Linked DNA regions of Homo sapiens: regions 1 and 2 are each linked to region 3. Evidence: chromatin contacts called from ENCODE Hi-C or POLR2A ChIA-PET data. All regions are on one chromosome and are shown on one strand. Each heading gives the region's core, a stretch centred on a gene start or an enhancer-like site at or near the end of the contact. The rest is flanking DNA. Distances are from core to core; before and after follow the strand shown.

Region 1 (2,740 bases), core at 86-2,585, 340 kb before region 3:
ACATGGTGAAACCCTGTCTCTACTAAAAATACAAAAATTAGCCGGACGTGGAGGCGCATGCCTATAGTCCCAGCTACTCGGGAGGCTGAGGCAGGAGAATTACCTGAACCCGGGAGGCGGAGGTTGCAGTGAGCCAAGAACACGCTACTGCACTCAAGCCTAAGCGACAGAACATGACTCCATCTCAAAAAGAGAAAAAAAGAAAAAAGAAAAAAATCCAGAGACAAACTCTACTCAGCAAATAAAAGATGTAAAAGAAATGAACCATTGAGCTAATCACAGTGGCTTACGTCTGTAATCCCAGAACTTTGCGAGGCCAAGGCAGGCAGATCAGCTGAGGTCCGGAGTTCAAGACCACCCTGGCCAACATGGCGAAACCCCATCTCTATTAAAAATACAAAAATCAGCCAGGTGTGGTGGCGCATCCCTGTAATCCTAGCTACTAGGAGACTGAGGCACAAGAATCGCTTGAACCCAGGAGGCAGAGGTTGCAGTGAGCGGAGATCACACCACTGCACTCCAGCCTGGGTGACAGAGCAAGACTCGGTCTCAAAACAAAACAAAGAAACATGGGCCTGAATGGGAAAGGGGATGCAAAAAAAAAAAAAATTAATAAAAAGAAACATGGGCCATATATACTATAGGATGTAACCTTTTTCAAACCTTTAACCAGTTTGGAAACCAAAAGTCAGAAAATTAATAGTCTACCATGGACAAAATGGAAATAAGAATCAGTTGGAGGGTAAAGGATTATAACTTCACTTCCTGCAACCATCTGCTATAGTACATTTCATTCTGGGAGCCCTTCACTAACAAATTTCTTCTAATCCTGTTGCCCTTTCCCCTTTACAGCTGTTCATATGAAAAGACAGACAACCACAAGCAAGTTTTTTTGTTTTGTTTTGTTTTTTTTGAGACAGAGTCTCGCTCTGTTGCCCAGGCTGGAGTGCAGTGGCGCGACCTTGGCTCACTACAACCTCTGCCTCCTGGGTTCAAGCGATTCTCCTGCCTCAGCCTCCTGAGTAGCTGGGACTACAGGAATGTGCCGCCACACCCAGCTAATTTTTTTTGTATTTTTAGTACAGACAGGGTTTCACTGTGTTAGCCAGGATGGTCTCAATCTCCTGACCTCGTGATCCGCCCGCCTCGGCCTCCCAAAGTGCTGGGATTACAAGCGTGAGCCACCATGCCTGGCCCATAAGCAAGTTTTTTAAAAAGTCTTGAAATGGAAAACATTTCCCTAACTGTATAGAGAACAGAGTAGTCTGAAAACCACCTAAACAAAAGAAGAAATGAAACTCCTTAAGCTACAAAAACCCACCAAATGAGTCAACCATATTATACCTTAATGACAAAAAGAATTAAACAAAAACAGGAAATAAAATATTTTATTTTGTTATCTTTAGGGATATCTTTACAACATCTTAACCTTGAATAATTTTCTACCATGATGAAATTAATTCCTGTCAGGAACTGCAGTTTCACCCACATGAATTACCACTACTCTTTTCTTTTTTTTTGGAGATGGAGTCTCACACTGTCGCCCGGGCTGGAGTGCAGTGGCGCAATCTCGGCTCACTGCAACCTCCACCTCCCAGCTTCACGCCATTCTCCTACCTCACCCTCCTGAGTAGCTGGAGGCGCCCGCCACCACACCCGGCTAATTTTTGTATTTTTTTTAGTAGAGACGGGGTTTCACTGTGTTAGCTAGGATGGTCTCGATCTCCTGACCTTGTGATCCACCCGCCTCGGCCTCCCAAAGTGCTGGGATTGGGATTACAGGCATAAGCCGCCGCGCCCGGTACCACTACTATTAAATGTAAAGCAAGTTTGGCTAGCCAACTATTTTTATAATGTTGCTAGAAAGATGCACAAATCCCCATAATATGAAAACATGTGCAGCTTTAAAGACTCATAGAAGTCTTATAAACATGGACACGATGCAACACTGGCTCAGGAAAAACTTGCGGAAAGGAACTGGCATGAGGTACACTGAAAGGATATGGGACATTAGCCACCGTCCTGAGCCCTGAGCTGTCACCACTAGCAAACGAAGTTAAAAAGGAGAGCAGCCACAACCATTCTCCACATTCCTAGGTGTCAAGAAAGGGGCAGAGTGAACTAAGGCTTCAGATGACCATTTTCCAACTTCCTGGCTGGAAGGGACAACTGAAAATGCATGCCACTAGCACAACTCTAGAAAAGCCTCCAGTGGTACCCACTTCCCATGTATGTCAAGGCTTCTGTGTTAATGTGAAAGTCCTCCAGGGGGCCCAGTCAAAGCTACTGTTTTCTGCATGTCTTATGATTTGTAGGGGCTTTTATTCATTTAATCGCTACAAAAACCCTCAACACAGGAAGGGTAATAAGGTAGAAAGTATTAATGAGTCCCTTGTAAAGATGAATTAAGGCTCAACAACGTTAATTTATCTGCCCCATAATGCCAAATTATACAAACATATAACAAAATGCAGTATATTTATCTTATCCAAAATAAATTTTAAGGAGATAAATAAAACATACAAAAGAAGCATTTAGAGGACAGGATACTAATCCAGTTAGGTGACCTTAGACCTAACCAAGGACTCAACCAAAAAATACAGAGGGTTTAAACAGATTATGTATAAGGTCCTTACAGGTCTAAAATTCCGTGATTTGGAATGCTAAATGAAAAATACTTTGGACTACCTAAATATAGAGGCACTATATTAAGGTAAAAGCACTATTTAGAAATAGAAGT
Region 2 (2,842 bases), core at 333-2,832, 300 kb after region 3:
TGGTGGAGGCCTGACCTGTCATGATGCTGCTGGAGTCCGGGTCTCCTCCATCTGTAACTGGGCTCTCACGGTGATGGTGGGGAGGCCAGGACCCTGCTTAGGGGCCACTGCCCGGGCAGGAGGAAACTCCCTCAGCCTCTGTCCTGAGCTGGGTCACCTGTGGAAGGGTGCCCAGGGCCCAAAGGTGAAGGAGGGCTGGCGCGGCTTCTTTGCCCAGGGCTGACCACTCCCAGCATCTCAGGCCAGCAGCCACCCAGCACCATCTGCCTCATTTCCTGTGCTTCCTCCTAGTGAGTGGCAGCTTGGACTCTTGGCTGCAGGCAGTTCTCCTGAACCGGTCACCAGGGCTCAGGATGAGCTATCCAGATGCATCTGTGACAATGTGGCTTTCATCTTCATCACAGTTGACCCCGTGGGAGGAAAGCCCCCTTTCTCCCACTTCAGCCCACATCTCTCTTCCCAGAACAGCAAACTGCCACCCAGGAGGGACTGCCGCTTCCCTGGTCGTGGGAAACTCTGCAGAACCTCCTCTCCTGAGCACTCCTGAGCGAAGAGCCAAGCCAGGGTAAGCCTGTGCATATAAGGCCTCAATTTTAGATTAGATTCCCAAATTTAATTTCCTATTCCTTAATTTAATTCTGCATTTTAGTTTTGTTTTTATTATTTACATGGGTTCCCTTTAATGATTCCAAATTGCTGCTGCCCTCTAGCAGAATTTTGTCTTATGTTAACTTCTTGAAAACTGATCAGCATTGGAGTTTATTCCACGCTGGGTTTAGTTATTTTCTGAAACGAAGCACAATTAAATTAGAATAATGAACATGCTCTTTAGAGGATTAATTCATAATTAGCAGGCCATGTGCTACAGCTCACAGAAGAAAGGGCACAAGGATCGAAAGCTGTTTTTTTCTGCCTAAATATGAAAAGTACATTCTGCAGAGCAGAACAAATCAGCTAATGACATCCAGAGCGCTGGCCAGCCCCAGAGCAGCATGGAGCTGGCACCTTGAGTTAGCGCAATCCCCACCGATGCTGCTGCCTACCTTTCCTCCCCGAGAAGGCTGGCAGCGGGCAATTTGCCTGGCTCTTCTCTCCTCAGCACAGCTGATAGAAGCCACTGTGGACCTCCTAAATTCTACCCCCAGGAAGCCCCAAACTCCACAGCCTGTGGCTTCACAAGCTTCATCCTCAGAGCTTCCTACAGCCCATTCACTCATTCATTCTTTCATCCAAGGAATGTTTTACTAGCTCCTGCTATACACCAGGCATCCATGGGATGGCCCACCCTCGGGATACATCAGGGAAGAAAACATACAAAGACCCCTACCCTTTTGGAAGTTATACTTGAGCAGGCAGAGACAGACAATAAATGGTAAAAATAATAAGTAAATTATGTATTATGTTAGAAGGTGATGAGTGCTAAAGAGGAAGGGGGGTTGAGAGTGGTGTGTGTGTGTGTGTGTGTGTGTGTGTGTGCGCGCGTGCCTGTGTGCTTTGCAGTTTTAAATAGGATGGGTCATGGTAGGCTTATGGGGAAGGTTTCAATTGAGCGAAGACTTGAAGGAAGTGAGAAAGTGAGTCACTTTCAAGCAAGTCACCCAGGTCAAGCCTGTTCTAGAAGAAACAACTATAGCAAAAGCCCTAAGGTTGGAGTGTGGCTGGTGAGTTCGGGAAGGATGGGGCCAGTGGGGGCTGAATGGAGGGAGTGAGTGGGAGATGAGGGGGACCCCATCAAGTGGGGCCTTGGGTTTTTCTCCGAGAGAACTGAAAGTCAGGGCAGGGTTCTGAGCACAGGCAGGACGTGGTCTTTTACTAAAGGATCTCTGGCTGCTGGCTGAGAACAGACTTTACAGGGTCAGGTAGATGGAAGGATGGAAGGTGGGAGACCTGTCAGAAGGCTCACAGCTTAGGCCTCTGAAACTCCAGCCCCAGGTTTTCCCATACCATGTTCTCTGGGCCTGCCAAAGTGCTGAGCTCAGGCCTCAGAACCAGGCACAGAGGCTTAGAGTCTCCTGCAGTCCCCTTTCTCCCAGAAGGACCAGTATATTTATTTTTTTATTTTTTTTATTTTTTAAACAGCCAGAGCTCACACATGGTGAGGATGTCCAGACCATTATTCCTCGATTGGGCCTGGAGACCCCTCTGCAGCCCCTCCCAATCTCTCCCACTGACCTACGGACCAGAAGGCTGGATTTTGCAATGGAAGGGAACTTGCAGGCAGCAGACAGCTCTGCACTGTCCCTTTGATTTTCCTCAGGCACCTCTGAGAGGGAGACACACTCTCAGCCAAGTACCCAACAAGGGACATGAGAAGGCTTCTGCTGTGCAGCTGCCAGAGAAACAGGGGACAGATCAAAGCAGGAGAGGACCAACATCTGCGGTAACCAAAGCAAGGACAAGGTACAAACACATTGAATGAATAAATAAGCAGATGAATGACTGATGGGTGGGGGGAATGAATGATTAATGCATAAATGAATGATTGATGAATAAACAAATGTATAGCCTGGAGCTGGCTCCTGCTCCCTGCTCTTTGGGTATCTTCTCTACTGGGAACCGAAGATTAAAGATGCTCCCGTGACCTTCACCTCTGGAATTCCCTGCTGGAGTTGGGATTACACCTGCTTCTGAGCCCAGAGGTTGGGGAGGCTTTGGCTTAGGATCGGTGGCCCAAGGCTGCAGAGATGTGCTGGCGGAAGGAGGCTGGAAGCAACTGGGGCTGGTCTGGAAGACCCCTGGGCAGCTTGTAGGTTCTGAGTGCGGAGAACTCCAAGGATCTGAGAGGAGAGAAGGGTGTGTTGGGAAGAGGGGAAAAGGAGTGGTTTAGTTTTTCCTTCCTGGT
Region 3 (2,928 bases), core at 39-2,538:
CACAGCAACAAGCAACAGTGCAATAGCTATGTAAGAAAATGGGCTGAATCTGAACCACTACTGGATACAACACGGAAATTTATTTAAAATTGTACTAAAATTTTCTAACATTTTCTTAGTTTCCCTTTTTCTACTCAAAGTGGAGTACAGGTAATAAAGTTTAGCATCCTTTGTAGGGGAAAGTCTAGATTCTGTAATGACGACGACAAAGATTGAGTTCCAGAAGGAATTTTTTTTTTTTTTTTTTGAGACGGAGTCTGGCTCTGTCACCCAGGCTGGGATACAGTGGCGCAATCGTGGCTCACTGCAAGCTCCCCCTCCTGGGTTCACGCCATTCTCCTGCCTCAGCCTCCTGAGTAGCTGCGACTACAGACACCTGCCACCACGCCTGGCTATTTTTTTTGTATTTTTTAGTAGAGACGGGGTTTCACCGTGTTAGCCAGGATGGTCTCGATCTCCTGACCTCGTGATCCGCCCGCCTCAGCCTCCCAAAGTGCTGGGATTACAGGCATGAGCCACCGTGCCCGGCCTCTAGACGGAATTTTTAAAAGGGCTGAAGATCTTGGTATTTCTTCAACATTCTTGTCATCAACTGTTTGGTTAAGTATCTATGAATCCACACCAATGAATAATTCGGTCACTAGCATTAGTTTATTGAGGTAAGCATTTTCCATCAGTACATTGTTACACATGATCTTATTACTTAAGATTTTTCCTCACTCATTCTTTGAAGAAAACGGTTTTAAGATTTTGTAGCTGATCACCTATGGTCTCTCCAAACTCTACATCGAATAATTTGCTAGAAATTACAAAAGGGGGAAAATCCTGTGAGCACTTTTATTGGAGTAAATTAGTTAACTGATGAAAAGAACATAAAGAATGCAAATCTGTAATCCACTGAAACTTATATTGCTGTAATTCCACAGCCCTCCTGCCCACCATCCCCTAACACACACACACATACACCCCCACACACCCCAGATAGTACTATATTTTTGAAATAAGCCTTAATTTTATAGTTATGGTTAAAAAATAAAAGTTATAATAGCATTTGACCTCCCACTAACATAGATATATCGAAGATTCTGTTTTGCCTTTAAAAATGCTGTATCAAATATATCACTTGCTATGGAAAATTCAGTTATATAATTTCTTTAAATATAGTGATGCTTTCAATAAATACTTGTTACAAAGAAACAAAACAAAACCAGGAAATGAAACTGCTTTCTTTCTTTAGTGAGAACGGAAAGCTTCCTCACACAACTTGACAGGCATGATGAGTGCAAGCTGAGTGAGCACAGGCTAAATGTCTCTACTTTCACAGTTTAAGAATTCAAAGGACATGCTCACTTGAATTCAAACAGCTCTATTTCATATTCTTTCTAAAGGGAGATCTCTACCACATTCAGACAATTCTGCAATGTTAGTTTTTCCCCCTTTCATAAATGGGTACCTTTTAGCAGCAGATGAAAGAGTTTCTTTTCCTGCAATTGAGACAGCACTGGTATGACTTGGTTTTCTGTTTGCACCACTTCCATTGGTTATACAGGACATGGGAATAACTGCTCGAGGGCTTGGTTGGCCTAAAGATAATTAAGGAAAAAAATTATATCAAATTTGAATATATTCCTTAAAGATCTAAATTTTAAAATTAAGTCCATTTGGAAGGAGGGGGTGGTAGAAAAAAAATTAAGTATATTATTGTTTATAACTCTTGAGCAGAATGCCCCCATGGTATGCAGCACATGATACTGTCTCAAGACTTAATCCCATCGAAACAGACCTATAGGAAAGCCATACTAATTTACTAAAACACAGTTGGGCTAGTTCTCTTAGCTAAATGGTTTGCTTTACCACACACAGCAGCCTTATAACACATGATTCAAATGTGTGCCTCAAGTAATCCATAAATCCCATGCCATCAGTCTTCAAAAACAGCTTGTTAAAACCATAAATTTTAAATCCTAGAAACCATAAATATTAAATTCTAGACTGTTACTCCATACAAATAAAGCATAAGTATATAAAGTTAACCTCTCCTTTAACTTACACAGTACATATACAAGGAGTGGAATAAATGTGTGACTGGTATATTAGTGTGGTCAGAAGACACAACATCATAAGATAAAACAGTCCTATCTATACTAAGAGTCAAGTAAAGATTTGGGAATAGAGAACATTTTTATTTTTTAATTTTTGGACTCAGTTTTCTCACGTGCACACAAGTAATATCTAGTACCTTAGGAAGTTCCACACATGGTGGTATAACACTGCATTTTTGTCAAGAATAAGATGTTGGAGGTCATTTGTGTCATAATCACCTAACGTGCTTCCTTAATATAGATTCGTAAGTCCTACATTAGATTGAATGAATTAGAAGACAGGAAGCAGGAGACCTGCTGCATTTATTTTTTGAAACCTCTTAAGAAATTTTTTTTTTACATATAAGTTACATTAATCCTCAAATTATGCAAATATCACTGGTCATCAGATTTAGTTCTAGTACGTCAAACAAGTTACTTATTGTTATATCAGTAGCTTTTTAAAAACTGTGGTAAAACAGTCCTAAAATTTATCATTTTAACCATTTAAAAATGTAGAATTCAGTGACAATTAGTATATTCACAATGTTGTGCAACCATCACCACTACCAAGTTCCAAAACATTTTCATCACCCCAAATAGAAACCATGTATCCATTGGCTGGGCGCGGTGGCTCAGCCTGTAATCCCAGCACTTTGGGAGGCTGAGGTGGGCGGATCACGAGGTCAGGAGATCGAGTCCATCCTGGCTAACATGCTGAAACCCTGTATCTACTAAAAATACAAAAAATTAGCCAGGCGTGGTGGCGAGCGCCTGTAGTCCCAGCTACTTGGGAGGCTGAGGCAGGAGAATGGCAGGAACTTGGGAGGCGGAGCTTGCAGTTAGT

What was found. A loop is a pair of places that touch in the nucleus more often than their neighbours do. ChIA-PET counts read pairs that join two places held with the same protein, here RNA polymerase II (POLR2A). Pooled maps may share reads with other maps.
Region 1: a map of B cell shows a loop between it and region 3 (10-fold over the local background). The contact joins two enhancer-like sites. A Hi-C loop is called at or near these places in 1 of 168 maps with a recorded cell type or tissue (B cell). POLR2A ChIA-PET finds 5 or more read pairs at or near these places in 1 of 52 experiments (activated T-cell).
Region 2: a pooled map shows a loop between it and region 3 (3-fold over the local background). The contact joins the promoter of LINC02898 here to the enhancer-like site in region 3. A Hi-C loop is called at or near these places in 3 of 37 single-sample maps with no recorded cell type and 4 of 50 pooled maps.

The regions. Positions count from the first base shown.
Region 1 is chr2:42,598,371-42,601,110 of GRCh38, reverse strand. All of the region lies in intron 3 of MTA3 (metastasis associated 1 family member 3), which reads right to left. All of the region lies in intron 2 of LOC105374555 (a long non-coding RNA gene), which reads left to right. Among named protein-coding and RNA genes, the nearest start is that of MTA3, 31 kb to the right of the region's middle. Within about 2 kb of position 1,335, at least 3 of the 41 ENCODE cell types and tissues checked have a DNase peak (open chromatin) inside an H3K27ac peak, as active enhancers do; they include B cell, where a contact is called at or near this core.
Region 2 is chr2:41,952,546-41,955,387 of GRCh38, reverse strand. It overlaps LINC02898 (long intergenic non-protein coding RNA 2898), which reads left to right and starts at 1,582. Exons shown (of 4, transcript NR_161189.1): 1 at 1,582-1,661; 2 at 2,080-2,400. It overlaps LOC124905996 (a long non-coding RNA gene), which reads right to left. Exons shown (of 3, transcript XR_007086296.1): 3 at 2,339-2,777. RefSeq lists an enhancer at 1,707-1,846.
Region 3 is chr2:42,255,156-42,258,083 of GRCh38, reverse strand. EML4 (EMAP like 4) reads right to left here. Exons shown (of 23, transcript NM_019063.5): 3 at 1,454-1,583. Among named protein-coding and RNA genes, the nearest start is that of EML4-AS1, 86 kb to the right of the region's middle. Within about 2 kb of position 1,288, at least 5 of the 41 ENCODE cell types and tissues checked have a DNase peak (open chromatin) inside an H3K27ac peak, as active enhancers do; they include B cell, where a contact is called at or near this core.